Linked DNA regions of Mus musculus: region 1 is linked to region 2. The links are chromatin loops, found by intact Hi-C in ENCODE. Cell type or tissue: heart. All regions are shown on one strand.

What was found. A loop is a pair of places that touch in the nucleus more often than their neighbours do. Peaks named below come from ENCODE experiments on the same cell type or tissue, not always from the same donor. Only the 100,000 strongest peaks of a DNase experiment are listed, where the experiment ranks them.
Region 1: a loop joins it to region 2, with 2.2 times the contacts of the local background. A loop is called at or near these places in 2 of 42 quality-filtered maps.

Annotation. Positions count from the first base shown.
Region 1 is chr12:3,568,766-3,576,765 of GRCm38, forward strand. Dtnb (dystrobrevin, beta) reads left to right here and starts at 3,626. Exons shown (of 18, transcript NM_001162465.2): 1 at 3,626-3,882. In heart, a CTCF peak has its summit at 3,508; a DNase peak (open chromatin) is centred at 3,656; H3K4me3 peaks cover 2,138 bases; H3K27ac peaks cover 1,423 bases.
Region 2 is chr12:3,787,377-3,795,376 of GRCm38, forward strand. No RefSeq gene overlaps it. Among named protein-coding and RNA genes, the nearest start is that of Dnmt3a, 16 kb to the right of the region's middle. In heart, a CTCF peak has its summit at 4,647 (motif pointing left); DNase peaks (open chromatin) are centred at 1,517 and 4,565; H3K4me3 peaks cover 1,184 bases; H3K27ac peaks cover 1,891 bases.

The DNA.
Region 1 (8,000 bases), 220 kb before region 2:
AGACAGGATTTCTGACTTCAAGGACTGTTTTCCTTGAGCTCATTTTATCTTCTTCTTGCCCGAGCCAAAGCTGGCTGGCAGGTGTCTGCCTCCCACACAGCTCTCTCACATCCTCTGCAGCTTCTTTCTGTCACTCTCAGCTAGCTCACTCCTACCCAACCTGGAGTCACATGACCTCAGAGACTTTGCTGTGCACTTCTCCCCCAGATCTCTTACGACCTTGACAATCAAGAATTGGGTGTACAGGATGTAAACCAAGCTGTTGCTAGCATTGTTTTTCTTTTTCTTCTAGAGATAGAGTTTCACTGTATAACCCAACCTGACCTGGAACTTATTATACAGCCTAGGTTGGCTTTGAACTCATGGTAGCTCTCCTCCTTAAGCCACTGAAGGGCTGAAATGACAGACGTGAGCCACCATGCCAGGCTTCTGGCATAGATATTTAAATTATACTACATTTGAAAAAGTATACCTCCAGTTAAAACAATTTTGAAAATATAAACAAATACAAAGAAAATTTAAAACACACAATCTTATTACCCAGAGATAACCTCTGCTAATATTTTGGTTTATGTTTGTCCAGTCTTTTACTCAGAATCACAAAACCCACATGCTCCATTGTGAACAATAACCCCAGTGATCATCACGTTAGCTTGTGAGGTGGCTTGCATTTGCAACCCCCACACTGGGGAGGCAGGAGTTCAAGGCTTAATAGAGAGATACCATCTTACAACAAAGCAAGCAAACGACAACAACAACAACAACAACAACAACAAAGTGATCCTCACAAAATTTGCAATATACCAGCATTTGGGAGGCAGAGGCAGGTGGATCTCTACAAGTTCAAGGCCAGCCTGGTCTACAGACTGAGTTCCAGGCCAGCCAGAGCTACACAGAGAAACTCTGACTCAAAAAAGAAAATTGCCGGGGCTGGAGAGATGGCTCAGCGGTTAAGAGCACTGATTACTCTTCCAAAGGTCCTGAGTTCAATTCCCAGCAACCACATGGTGGCTCACAACCATCTGTAATGGGGTCTGATGCCCTCTTCTGGTGTGTCTGAAGATAGCTACAGTGTACTCATATACATAAAATAAATAAATCTTTAAAAAAAAAAAAGAAAATTGCCATTTTACAAGACACAAAACAGTCTTTCAAGATGATTATAACTGGGGCCTGTAGAAGACAGCTGTCAGTGAAGCATGGGGGCTGAGTCTGAGCTCCAGTGCATAAATACAGAGCTGAGTGTGAGGAGCACATGTGTTTCATGTGAGGAGTACTTGTGTTTCATTTGGGGAACACTTGTCATTTCAGTGCTGCAGAGTCAGACAGAGATGGGTGGATCCTGGGGGTTGCTGTTGGGCTAGCCTAGCATACTCAAGAAGCCCCAGGCCAGTGAGGGAACTTGTCTTAAAAAAGCAACCAAGATGGATAGCTCCTGACATTGTCCTCTGGCTTCCACACACATGCCCACATATGTGCATAAGATACAGCACACACATATGTAGCTAACTATACACAGATCTGCACATATATCACAAAAATTATTTTAATTGTATATGTTTATGGGGTACCATAGGATAATCTGACATGTGAATATACAGTAGGTGGTGAACAATCAGGGTGGCTAATATTTATATCTTCTTAAAACATTTTCAAAATCTTTAATTAATGGAATAACTGTACATATTTATAAATGACCATGCATATTTCAATACATGTATGCAATATATGATGACAAGGTATGGTGTGCTGGCTATTTTTTTAAATTTTTTTTGTCAACTAGATACAAATTACAATCATTTGGGAAGAAACATTACTCAATTGAGTAATGTTTCCTTCAGATTGACATGCAGGAAGTCCGTAGGAAAAAAAAGTGTTTTGTTTTTCATTAATGATTGATGTAGGAGGGTTGAGCCTACTGTGGGTTGTGATGTCCTTGGGCAGATGGTCCTGAGTCACAGAAGAAATCTGACTGAGCTGGCTATGGAGTAAGCACGGTTCCTCCAGGGTCTCTGCTTCAGCTCCTGCCTCCAGGTTCTGAATGCTCCAGGTGTCTGAGGCACCGTGCTGGTTCCTGTAGCTTCAGTTTCATACTCTACCTCTTTGCAACAGAGTCAAGGTTTTTACCCATCAATGCCTTCCCCATAGTAGGAGCTCAACACATGGTAAGAAACTAAAGGTCTCTTGACATAGTCTGAGGATCCTTACATGGTTACAGCAGCCACCACCTAGCAACCAGTGAGACTCTTCCAAACATGCAAAACAGTCACACAATTCATGTGTGAAAAGTAATGTATCCCCTCTCACACAAAAAACCTCACTTACTCTAAGTTATCAGCACAGCACTGCCTTCACCATGGGAATTTAAAAATAGATTGTGAGAAGAGGAGGAAAAGGGTGTCCTAGAGGCAGGCTGCCAGTCTGATTGAAGCAGGTGGCATGATCTGCCTTTCCATAAGGTGCCAGAAGGCTTCAAAAAGCATCCCTAAAGCACACAGGCCTACTGCTGCTTTCCTTAACATGTGCACATCCACACGCACCAAAAGTCTAATGGATCATGCCGCTGTCTTAAAGTTGAGGGAAAACATTTATCTTTTGAGCCATTAAAAGAAGACTTTGATGTCCCTAGAGAGTTTGGAAAAGCTTCTATAAAAAATGGCAATATGAGGGGCTGGAGAGATAGCTAAGTAGTTAAGAGCACTTGCTATGTTATCAGAGGACCTGGGTTTGATTCCCCAGCATCCAGGTGTCATTTCACACTCTTCTGGCCTCGGGGTGGCACTCACAGGGTGCACACACATTGCAGCCCAAACACTCATACACATAAAATAAAGTCCTTTAAAAAAATGATATGAAGCGGGGGGGGGGGGGGGGGGTAGTGGCGCACGCCTTTAATCCCAGCACTAGGGAGGCAGAGTCAGGCGGATTTCTGAGTTCGAGGCCAGCCTGGTCTACAAAGTGAGTTCCAGGACAGTCAGGGCTACACAGAGAAACCCTGTCTCGAAAAACCAAAACCAAAAAAAAAAAAAAAAGAGTTGGTAATGAATAAATAAATAAATAGATGCTAGATAAATAAATGAAGCTTTGTCGCCCCTGCTCCGTTGCTCAAGCTGTTTAATGTCTAAATAGTCCCACTTTTAGGAACTACTGAACAACTAAGCGGAAAGTAATGTCTCTCCTTCATCCTCTCACCGCATCCGGCTGTGGCTTGGCTTTGCGCAGGGGACCAGACTCGGTCCTTCGCAAGGCTGCTCTTCTCCCTAAGTTATGCATTCTTGGGGACCAGGGGCCGTGACCCGGATCGTGTCCATCGGGCACCAGGCGCGGAGTCAGGGCTCAGCGAGCCTGCTGAGGCAATGTGGAAAGTCACTCGGGGGAGGACCCGCGCTCGAGGCAATGATTCACCGGGTGTTTCTTCGCATTCCTTAAGGTGCAGTCACGTCGGCGCAGCACGCAGCCGCCCGGCAGCTACCTGTGGAGTGGAAGGGCAAGTCCACCTCCACCTCCGCGGCCGGCGCACAGCAGAGGCCCGGAGGGGGCGCGCGAACCCGCGGGAGGGCACTCGGCCGCCTCCCCGCCCCCTCTCGCGGCGGAAGCCCCGCCCCTCCGCGCGCCCGCCCTCCGCGCGCACCCGCCCTCGCCCTCGCGCCCTCGCGCCCTCGCGCCGGGGGCGGGCTCGCTGCGCGTGCCGGGCGGGGAAGCGGCGCGAGCCGGCGCCGTTCCGTTCGCCGCGGGGGCGGCTCCGGGGCCTGAGTGGGCGCCGCCGCCTCAGTCGCTGCTTGCTGCTTCAGCCGCCTCAGCCGAGGGGGCCGGGTTGGAGGAGGCTGCGGCCGCCGGAGAGCCACGCGACGGCCCCTCAGCTCCGGCCGGGAAGCGAGCCAGGTGGGGAGTCCGCCGGGGCTGGAGGAGCGAGAAGGAGGGCTGCGGGGTGGCGGAGTGCGCGGCCCTGGAGCGGCGACCCTTGGGAGACAGCACGCCGGGCCGGGGAGGGCTCTCCGGTCACCCGCGCGCGCGGGGGCCCGCGGAGCGCAGAGCCGGGCTGCGCGCGCTGCTGATGCATCCTGAGCCCGGCTGGCGGGGAGGAGGCTCCGCGTTAGGTGCTGAAGGGGGCGAAGGCGGCAGGTCCTGGCAGAGGGCAGGTGAGGTAGGCAGGCCCTGGCAGAGGGAAGGGAATTCATTCCAGATCACCTCTCAGTGTCCCCCGAGGCTCCCGGTAGACGAACCTGTCCACCCAGGTCACCCCTGTTGGGCACAGTGTCCGGAGAAGAGGGAGGATGCAGCTGACGAATGCTTGCTGTTAAATTTCTGTGCCAGGCCTTAGGGAATCAGGGAGACCTTCCAGCATTCTCTGCAAGCGTTTATTGATTAGCTACGGAGCAGGAGAGAACCGCGGTCAGCGCCTGGGTCACGACTTTATCACTCTCAGCCATCTTTTGCTGTTGAAGTGCTGACAGTTCGGCTGTGAAAGTATGCACACAAAATGTAAAGTGCTCTATTTCATGTTTCCTGTTCTGTTCACTTCAGGTCCCTTTAGGATTTTCCCAGCCCTGGGAAACTGGAGCCGTAAGTTGCTTGGTTTGTGGAGAAAGTAAGATAGTTGAGGAAAGCTGGTGGGAACTATTGAGAAGAGATTTGAAGGATCTTACTGACATTTAAAAGAGGGGTGGGGAGGGGGAGAAGAAATCTGGAAGAAGAATCTTGCCTTCCCAGCTAGAATTAAGCTCCGTGCCTGTTTTCTGTTCAGTCCTCCGGATGTGGCCTGGATCCCAGCAGCCCTACAGTGGATGCCCACTGCAGAATGGATGGAGGAAGCAGGGGCTTGAGTGTCAGTCTCTGTAGAGTTAGGGATGATCGCTGGACTTCCTTTGGTCCTCGGATTCTCTTTTTGCCTCTTCAGGTAACCCAGGCACTGGTAGGTTAAAACAGTGGCTTAGGTGGCAGACTCCGGTGGCCTGTGGCCACTCTTCTTCATCCACGTGGTTCTTGCATGTTGTGCACCAGGAGCTTAATCTCTGGGTGGTGCTCTGGTCTTTTCTCTCTTTGGCTTTTTTCTGGTCGTTTGAGGAGGATGGGAGGGTGCTTTTGCTTAGAGAACACTTTATAATTTCTGTCCTGCCTCTCGGATCTTGGTTCTGAAGGGAGAGAATGCTTCTTTCTGTCTCTTTAGTTCTGTAAGGGCTGGACTTCTGTCCTCCACCTTGCCTGGACTCTCCAGTCCCAGGCTGCTGCTTCCTTTCCCTCGCTTGCAGTGCCTGTTGGATTACTTTGCTTGCCAAAGTAAAACTTGACCTTTTATGTGTTCTCTGAGGATTTTTAGCAGACTTAAGTGGAGCTACCTCTGAAGGGGTTGTGCAGTCAAGGTGGTGCTGGCAGAGTCTTTATGTTCACTGAATTTTGCCCAGGAGACAGAATTTCTACTTAAAGTATTAGCGTGCAGAGGATTTCCGTTTATCATTTATTTCATGTCTTGGATGTTAACATAACTGACTCCTCATATAAAAAATGAGAGCAATATTAATCCAGACTTGTCATTGCATGTATAATAAGCCTTCATTTATTTTATTTTAATTACTCTGTACTTCAGAGTATAATCATTAAGTTTCGATTAGGTTTTGTTTTAGGGTGCCTTGTTTCAGGCACTTCTAACATTTTATTTAGATATTTAATTTACATTTATTTGAAAATAAACCCTCTGTCCCCGGTTTTTTTTTTTTTAAATAGGCTCTTGCTGAATAGCTCCAGCTGGCTTGGTACTCGATATACTGTAGCCCAGGTTGTAAGCTGGCTTTGAACTTATGGCTATCCTTCTATTAGTCCCTTCTGTGAACCACCATACCTGATTAAAACAAACCTTTTCTTTCGTCTTTTGTCTTTTTCCTTTTTTTTTTTTTTTTGATAGGGTCTCTCTGTGTCATTCTGACTAACTTTGAACTTGTCTATCCTCCTATCTATGTGCCCTGGAATTACAGGTGTGCACTACTGTGCTGTCTTGATGTGTAGTTTACATAGGATGAGATGGGTAGATTTTGCATGTTGAGCTGGGTGTTTATAAAATGGTACATATTGTGGGTGTGGCGGCGCATGTCTTTCCATCTCAGCCCCTGGGAGGCAGAAGCGAGTTCATTACTTCACAGTGCCACCACTGCCTGGCTCTGAATGGTTTTTAATGGAACCCAGAGAATGCTTTTAGATTTGTTACAAGAAGATATCTAGGGCAGTGGTGGCACAAGCCTTTAATCCCAGTACTAGGGAGGCAGAGGCAGGTGAATTTCTGTGTTCGAGGCCAGCCTGGTCTACAAAGTGAGTTCCAGGACAGCCAGAGCTACACGGAAAAACCCTCAAAAGACAAAAAAAAAAAAAGTTTATTTTCTCTGGCACTTCTTTTAATCTGAAAGAGAAAAGAATAAGAATTGGAGGGCTGGAGAGATGGCTCAGTGGTTAAGAGCACTGACTGCTCTTCTGAAGGCCGTGAGTTCAAATCACAGCAACCACATGGTAGCTTACAACCATCCATAATGACATCTGATGCCTTCTGGTGTGTCTGAAGACAGCTACAGTGTATTTACATAAAATAATAAATCTTTAAAAAAAAAAGAATAAGAATTGGAGGAAGGGTATTTGAGGATTTTCCTGAAATGAGCAAGGGAGTTAGGTTTGTTTTTGTTTTTAATTAAAGGTGTAATTGACTGTATTAGTCACGGAAGTCTGATTGATTTTTCAGGAGACTGTGTATTTGCACATGGCTTTCCAGAGTGCTTTGTGTGCCTGTGTCTCTGCTTGTGTGTGCTAGTGCATGTGGAGGCGAGAGGACAACCTGGGATGTTGTTCCTGGGGCACCACACACCTTGGTTTCTGAGCTAGCTTCTCTTACTGGCTTCAGGTTGGCAGATTTGGCTGGTCTGCCTGGCTTGAGAGCACTGAAGAACTACCTGTCTCTGCCTTCTCAGGGCTGAGAGTATAACAGTTTGTCACCAAGCCTGGGTTATTAATTTACTTATCTCTTTGCTTATGTATGTGTGGTGTGTATGTTTATATGTGGAAGCCAGAGACCGATGTGTGGTGTCTTCCTTGAGTTCTTCTCTGCCTTACTGCAAGCAGGTCTCTCACCTGAATCCAGAGTTTGCTGATTTAGCTAACCTGTAAGGGCCATTTCAAATATCCAAATCCCAATTCTCACACTGTATGACCACTGCTTTACCCTACTGCACTTTCTCCATCCAGCCCCAAGCATTTTTAAAAAACATGGTTCGTGAATTCAGATCTTGGTGTCCGCAAGGCAAGTGCTGAGCCAGCTTCCTAGCCCATACCTGAATGCTTTGATGTGACTGATGGCTCTTTTCACACTTACTGCGAGTGCTCAGATGCTCTGTCTCTCGCTCTGCTCTAGTCTGCGTGCTGTGGTAGTTACTCTGCCTCTGCTTGCAGACCATGTCCAGCTCTGTAGCACAGTGCTTTCCCAGGACAGGACAGACAGGAGGATTCTTGTTGTCCTCTCCCCCACATCTCATCGAGGGCATCACTGTTTTGGGAATTTCCTTACTTTTTCATTTATTCCTGCTTGCTTTGCAAAGGTGGAGAGGGAAGGCTTACAGCCACATCATTGACTACCTAAAGTAACTGCTTCATAATCTTAGGTCTTAATCTCCCCAGCTAGTTATAACACCCACAGTCCTGACTTGCTCCTAAGGCCTGTTTTGCACAGGCCTGATTTCTTCTAGGTTTTTTTGGTTTTTTTGTTTGTTTGTTTTATCTTTTGAGATGGGGAGGGTCTTGCTGTATTGCCAAGCTGACCTTGAACTCAGCATCCTTTTGTTTCAGCCTCCTGAGAGCTGGGATTCCAGGCAAAGCCACACCAGGCTGTTTTAAGATCTGTCACTTCTTCAAAAGTTGGGAGGTGACAGGCATGGGAAAAGGTGCTGTAGACAGGGTAAGGAGCAGATTAGACAGTTATGTTTTATTAATAAGTAACCCAACCGTTGACACTTCATCTGTGTATCTGA
Region 2 (8,000 bases):
AAATGTGCATATGCAGGACCGTGAGTACCTTCCCTATATTATTTTCCCTAAACAGGAAAAGGCAGAGATTGTGAGTCTCTGTGTAAACCAGGTGGTTTCTCACTAGGGTCACTCACTCTGCTTCAGGGAACCAGTAGATCTGTATTAACATCTCAGGGCCCCATTAAGGTCCTCTGAGGGGTTACCCATCCTGTCCTGAGCAGGCCTTCCTTACATGAGAAGACTTGCCTGAGACTCTGTAAGGGGATCTCCAAGTGCAGTCAGCACTACAGAGAGGCTGTGACATTCCCACTGCCGCATGAGATGTAAGGCAGAGCAGAGCATCATAGAACTTGACAGCTCAGGAAACTGAAGTCAAGGCCTCACATGGGCCAGGGCCACCCAGAGAGGGGTTGGAAGAGCTCCCAAAGGGGCCAGTGATGCCTTCCAGACTCCTGTCAACATGCATCATGACAACTAGTTCCAATGGAGAAGAGAATCCTGGACAGGGAACTGGGTGATGAGGACACTCCTCCAGACCACTCACTCTATACCCAGTCAAGGCTGAAGAAGCATCAGCCCTTAGTCCTTGCCTCCTTCATCCCCTGACTCACCCCCAGGTCTACTTCCAGGTAACAGAGGCTAACTGTCATTTCACAGGTTCCAGATGACTAATTATCCTAGAATTGTCCTGTCCAGTGAATAGTCTGAACTTAGCTGACCAAACAAAGAGGATCCCCCTGCTCTGTGCTTACTTAAAGTCCCCTGCAAAATTAGGTGAACAAGCAGGGCCTATTACAATGCCTCCCACAGTGGGAATCCTAGGTCCTAGAGACCAGCTAAGTGTAATAATGCAGCCCTCTACTGAGGCAACTGGGTGGGGCTGTAAAAGGCAATCAGAGAAAGTGACGCCTGCTCATTGCCAAGCCAGGACATAGGGAAATGCCAAGGGAACAAAAATCCAGCCAGGAGTAAATAAAGCAGTACCAGCACCTGAGAGGCGCAGCCATGCAGCCTCCATCCATGCTGCTCCATCCTCCATCCATGCTGCTCTGCTCAGCTCCTTTAGTATCTTTATGGGGTTTGGTTTGGTTTTGTCTTTTAAAATCATGTTTGGAGTAGAAAATTCCTCCTAGGGAAAAACTTGGCTTCCCTGGCTCCTGCCTTTGAAGATTTGCTGTCACTACCCTCACTGGCAAGGCTCTGAGGTCCCTTTCAGTCTGAAGGGCTGTGGTGATGTCAGCATACCCCAGCTGCTTTCAATTAAGCCCCTTGAGCTGAAGAGCAAATGGCTTTAGCTAGTTGATTTTCCAAAGGGTCAATCTTATTTTGAACCAACGTGTCAAAACAAAATCAACCCAACCACAACACATACTAAGCAAATAAATACATCTCTTCTCAGATTCCCTTTAAAAACTGCAAGTGTGTAGCAAGAGGCAGCGTGTGGCTCAGCCCTCCGCTTGAGCTCAAGGAGAGACAGAGTTCTGTTTCAACTCCTCCAAAGTAGCGGGCCAAGAATTGGCAACAAAACAGAGCCTGGCTTGGAGTCATGTGATGATGCTGGCCCAGCACTGGAGGCTGTCTAAAGTAAAAGCCTTGCCCCACCTGTACCGACCTTTACCTGACCACTGGTTGTACAAACTAGGAAGGACACATGGCCTACAGAAGTAGTTGGCAGAGGCTAGAAAGGACAATGGTGAACCTTCAGAAAGTGGGGTGCTAGTACCCCCATACTGTTGGTATCGCCTTGCTGCTGTCTGCTGCTGGGAGGAATGCTTAGCGCACAGCTTCCCAAGTCATTAGGCTAAAGAAGTGGGTACTGCTTTGTGACTGGGGTCTACATATGAAAGTAGAATATGAAGAGGCTCAAAAGACCAGGAGGGCCTTTTCAAAAACAACGGGCTGCAAATGGTGAACTGTCAAGAGATTTTACATGACGCAGACTTACAGTTTTCTTCTGGAAACATCACACTAGCTCTGCTGCTCTTTCTTTTTTTTTTTACTTTTTTTTTTAATTAGGTATTTTCCTCTCTGCTGCTCTTTCAATTCATACAAAGACCACCTTGCTGTTCTTGGATACACACCTCTATAAACACACGTTGTTGGCCATGTGTCCTGGGACAAGGTACTCAAGGTACTCCATTGGCATGCTGCATCCTCCAAGACCCTCCAACACAGAAAACCTCCCTCACCATCCCCAGGCAGCAGTCCAGAGGTGACCACCCGCTGAGGAGTCAACAGACCACATCAGTTCACCAGCAAACATCTATACCCACAGGCATCCGGCCCTTTTACTGGGGCCACCTCTATGATGAGGCAGAGAAGGCCTGCTGCTGAGTCAGACATAACTGCCCCAGTCAGCTGCTCCTGGAGCCCACCATCAGCATGCCTTCTGCTGCCAATGCTGAGGCTGGGGAGTTCCAGTGGCAAAAGTCTCATACCCTTAATCTACATGCAGATCATGTGATTCTGTTTTGTGTAAAATTTGCATAGGTCAGAGGGTGGTGGTCATGGAAGATGTGGCCTTTACTCCCCTGTAGTAATGGCAGGCCTGAAATGACCCATTGGGGTGGCTCAGCCAGAAAGGGGGAGGGAGGAAGGTAGGGAGGGAGAGACCCGGGAGCAGGTGTGTGTGTGTGTCGGGGGAGGGGGAGTCCGTTAGAGTTGAAAATGCTTGTAAAACCCATACTAGGAAGGTTGAGGCAGAAGGATTACCCAGAGTTGTCTGCCATCCTGAGCTACAGAGTGAATTTCAGGCCAGCCTGGAGTACAGTGTCGAGGCCATCTCAAAATAAATAAATAAATAAATAAATAAATAAAATAAACAAACAAAACAAAGAAAGAAAGAAAAAGGAAAAAGAAAGAAAGAAACTGAAGACAGGATGTGGATGAGAAGTCATAATCACGAGCCTAACAGCCAGCCTGGCTCGGTCCTCTTGGCTCTGCCCTCATGAGTTTTGCTTTGTTCTCAGGACACCCTTGCAGATCACCGGGACCCTGCGGCTTTGTACCATGAGTTCCTCTGCCTTCCAGAAGCCAGCAAGCTTCCCAAGACATACTAGGGGTTCTTCAGATACCTATATTTATAATGTCTATAACTTACATTATAAAGCAGATTAAATTTCTACCTGTTAGCACTCATGAAATGATACACCCACCAATGTGTGACAAAGTACAAAGAACAATTCCTTTAAAAGAAAACAACAGAGAGGGGCTGGTGAGTTGGCTCAGTGGTTAAGAGCGCTGACTGCTCTTCCAAAGGTCCTGAGTTCAAATCCCAGCAACCACATGGTGGCTCACAACCATCCGTAACAAAATCTGATGCTCTCTTCTGGAGTGTCTGAAGACACACTACAGTGTACTTACATAATAAATATATAAATAAATATTAAAAAAAGAAAACAACAGAGAAACCCAGTCTCAAAAAAAAAAGAAGAAGAAGAAGAAGAAGAAGAAGAAGAAGAAGAAGAAGAAGAAGAAGAAGAAGAAGAAGAAGAAGAAGAAGAAGAAGAAGAAGAAGAAAGAAAAGAAAACAACAAGAGTCTGGCAGTGGTGACACTCGCCTTTAATCCCAGCACTTGGGAGACAGAGGCAAGCAGATTTCTGAGTTCGAGGCCAGTCTGATATCTAGAGTTGAGTTCCAGAACAGCCAGGGCTATACAGAGAAACCCTGTCTAGAAAAAAAACAAAAACAAAAACAAAACAACAACAACAAAAAGAAAAAAGAAAATATCCCGGAACTTATACCTTTCCCCAGCTTCCCAGAGCACCCCGAGGCTCTCTCCTCTGTATGTGCCTCTGACCTATCCATTCCCAATCCAGACCCCTGGATCACCTTCATCTAACCTCAGCCCATCTACACTGGCCCAGGTCTAACCTAGGCGCAGTGCTCCAGAGCAGTGGAACCCCACACTTCCCAGACACCAGTCACATCCCCTTCCTCCCCAGTTCTGTCTCATGTGGAACAGGGCTGGCAGGGCCAGATCTGCACCAATCAACATACTGCAGCCAGTGTCCATCGCATTGTCAGAATGTGGACGCTAACCATCACCTGTGGAAAAGCACCCATGAAAACACCTTCCCTGGCTCACACACTGGGCAGAGGCTGAGAGAAAGACGGAAAGGGGAACGCCTGGGACTCACCCCCAAACCTCAGTTGTCTTATAAAAACGTCGACAGCCAGGCATGATGGCTTCCACCTGTCATCTCAGCACTGAGAAAACTGAGGCAGAAGGATTGCCTGTCTCCAAAATAAATGAGTACAAATAAATATTACACGAAAATAAACAAACAGTGCATCTCTTTTAAATAGGTCCCACCAGGGATTTTTCTCGTCTGTTGGTTCGTGAGGTTTTCATAAACGTACGACAAATGGGAAACTTGGCTATTTATAGTCTTAACAAATTGCCATTATTTAAAAAAAAAAAAAAAAAAAAAAAAGGATTGTCCCCGAGGAGTAAGCACACCACAAACGTTCTCTTCATTAGGAGTAAGCCAGCTCCTCCTTATGACCGCGTCCCCTACCACAGGTCCTCTGGGCTTGTCCCTTCATAGTCCGAGCCCAGCCAATTAGGAGCCAATTTTTTGATGTCCCGCCTCCTCCGCGACAGGCAAATGTATGCTCCGCCCCTCCACCAGCGCCACCTGGAGGTTGAGGAGCGAATGTGCGGCGTCTGCGCAGAGAGTACAGGGCCCAAGTGAATCCGTGCGAGTCCGATGCGTGGCTTGCTGCGGGATTTTTTCGGGCGGAGCCTCCAGGAGCTGTCACCAGCGCCTTCAAGCCTCGGTGCTCAGCTAGTTGTGTTGTAAATTATATCCTCTATCCCCTCGAGGTTTTTTGTTTTGTTTTGTGCCTCCCCTCCCCCAAGGATTTGCTAAAGGAAAATTGGCTCAGAAAAGTGACCAGAAAGCCTTATTTTCCAGAAAGCCTTATTTTTTTTTTTCTTGGCCATTTATTCACTGTCTAAAATAGGCTGGCCTCTAACTTGCAGCGTTCATCATGTCGGTGGGAGTGATGGAGCATTTAAAATGGCTCCTGAAGCCAGGTGTGGGGACACATGCATGCAGTCCCAACATTTGCTTCTCATGATGGACGAGGCTTGGAGTCGAGAGGGGTGGTAGCCTTTTCCCTGGTGGGACGGCCAAGACATCGCCAGCTCCTCCCCTAGAGAGACTGACTGGAGACCCTCGAACTACATCAAGCACAGAACTGACACAGCCAGGGTTCACTCTGCCCCCGATTCTTTTTTTTTTTTTTTAAGATTTATTTATTTATTTAATGTAAGTACACTTTAGCTGTCCTCAGACACTCCAGAAGAGGGAGTCAGATCTCATTACCGATGGTTGTGAGCCACCATGTGGTTGCTGGGATTTGAACTCCTGACCTTCGGAAGAGCAGTCGGGTGCTCTTACCCACTGAGCCATCTCACCAGCCCCGGATTCTTAACCTAAATGGAGAAATGAATGTTTCCTTTGAATAACTCAGTGACCCTCAGGAGAATAACCTCCACCCCAGCTTTCTTTGTCCAGATGTGGTGGGGTGTACCTCCGTAAGGTGGGAGAGTGCCAGAAAAAGTGTCTTTATTGAGTACCTACAAAGAGGGACAAACCCTAAGTTCCTTTTTGGAATAGGTGCCACCCGGGAACCCCAAGAGTTTTAGCTGTGGCATATTGTACATCTGTTTTGCACAAAGGAAAATACTCCTTTAGACTCTTTTCCAATCATGTCTTTCTTGGGGGGGGGGCAGATGGAGAGTGTCATGGAGTAGGAGAGAAAGACAGGGGCATGTTACTTGAGAAGTGGAGGAGGGCTTGGCTCACCAGGGTTTAGGGAAGAACTCCAGGGCCAGGCTTCTCTCTCCCTGTAGGTGTGGCATTGGCTTAGGAAACTCCAGGGAGACCTGCCTAGCCAAGGGGAGAAGCCATAGAGCACATAGTCCCTGCTTAGGGGCAACCTTAATTATGTCAACCACAGCTCCAAGATTCCCACAGGGTAGGAGCTCAGTAGATGGTGGTAAACCATTCCCTAAGGCTACTGGGAATAGTTCTAGGGTCCACAGCAGCCTCTCCCCTTGAGTACCCAAGTTAGACCTGGAAGAACCAGCAGAAAACCCAGGATCCACGACATCTGACTCCCTACTCCATCACTTCTTGGGCTAGAGGCTCAAATTCTCTGGATTCTGAACCCCAGAGGCCTGTGCTGGGGGCTCCACTGGGAAGTATAGAAAGCTCCTTATTCCTGGCCTGGTGTTACCTAACACCCAGCCTTGGTTGCCTTGCAGTTCCTGTGTCACCTCTCACCTGCCTGTTCCTGGCTCTTTCTTTCCCTAGGGCTGCAGGGACCTTAGCTCCTGGTTTCTGACTCTACATTTGTGGAATGATTTTGCCTCCAGTGAGCCTCTGGGTGCCCAGGGCAGGCAGGTTTTCCAGGTGCTGCTCAGATTCCAAGTACCTGGAATACCACGGGGAAGAAGATAGAGGAAGGGAAGGCTGGGTTAGACTTCCCCAAGAAGGAACAGAGCTGTGAGCCCAGGGCCATCTGGAGTCCTCTGGGAATTTCCTGTAGGCATAGGCCACAGTTGGAAGAGGTCTGGTCCTGGCTCTGTCACTGACTTGCCACCAAGAACTCCTTGGGCTTTAGCATTATCCCTAGAATGGACATCACAGTTGCTAGCCTGCCCGCCCACCCGCCTGCCCGCCCGCCTGCTGGTGTGACAGGGATGGATCAGGACTCCTCATCCCTCTGGCCTTCTATGAGACAGGGCAGAAAGAAAGTGTGTGTCCATGAATCATGGCAGAGTTGGTAGCATATGACGAAGGCTGTCTACAAGCCGAGCACAGTCCCAGGCACTAGGTGCCTTTGTTTAACTCTAGCAGCCCTAAGAGGCAAGGCCAACTCCCAATAGCAAAGTTATCAAGATCACTACAGCCAGCGAAGGCCAAGTCCTCAGGAAAGTGCATATTCGCCTAAAGCAAAGGCCTGCCCTTGAGTCTAGGCCACCCTGAGACAACTCTGGTGAGAACTCTGGAGTGGGGAAAAGGACCTTGCTAGGCACCCAGTCCTGTTTATTACTCTGTCAAGCTTCTGTGTGGGCCTGGGAAATTTAGTTAAATTCTCTAACCTTTCGTGCTCACATTCTTGGATTTCCACGTCCAAGTTTCTTGGCTCATGTTCCTTCCTTTAAAGCCCGCTGAGGGTCTCAGCAGCGCACCCTCTTCTCCTCCAGGACCCCATGGCGCAGGACCCTATGACTGCAGACACCACAGGGTCTCCTCCTCACCCCAAGGCCTGTTGACCCACAGTCTTCATCATCCTAAAGTCAAGCAGAGCAGCCTACGGTCGAGAACTTGGGAGGCTGAGTAGCATTGATCCAAGCTCAAGGCTAGCCTGAGAAATCTAGTGAGTTTGAAGGCCAAGCTGGGCCAGAGAATGAGATTCTGTCTCAAAACAAAACAATAAGACAGTGACCCTCAGCTCCAGTCCACCAGCAGGTGACCCGACATCTCCATAATTTTCAGCAATTAGGAACAAATAGGTTCTCTCCAGTGACATGATAAGCCAATTCAAGCCAAATTAAAAGTTTAAAAAAGAAAGAAAGAAAGAAAGAAAGAAAGAAAGAAAGAAAGGAAGAAAGAAAGAAAAGAAAAAAAAGCCTATTTATTTGGTGGCAGCTCTTGGGCAAGTTCACTGGTCACAAGGAATGGGGAAATCACCATGCAGACTGGGAAACAGAGAGGGGCTGGAGAGAGAGAGAGAGAGAGAGAGAGAGAGAGAGAGAGAGAGAACGAACAGGTGTGACACACATAGGGAGAGAGAAATGCAGAGAGAGGAGACAGGTCTAGATTATATAGGGAAAGGAAGCTCAATCCCTGTGATGGAAAGTTCAGGGGAGAGGATGTGGTATGTCAGCCATGCCTTGGAACAGTAGAGACTACTGAGGGATGCTGGGGAAACCTGGAGGACAGGTCCACTTTGATATATTAAATCAGCACCTCCAGGGTCTTGTCCAGGGTCTGAAATC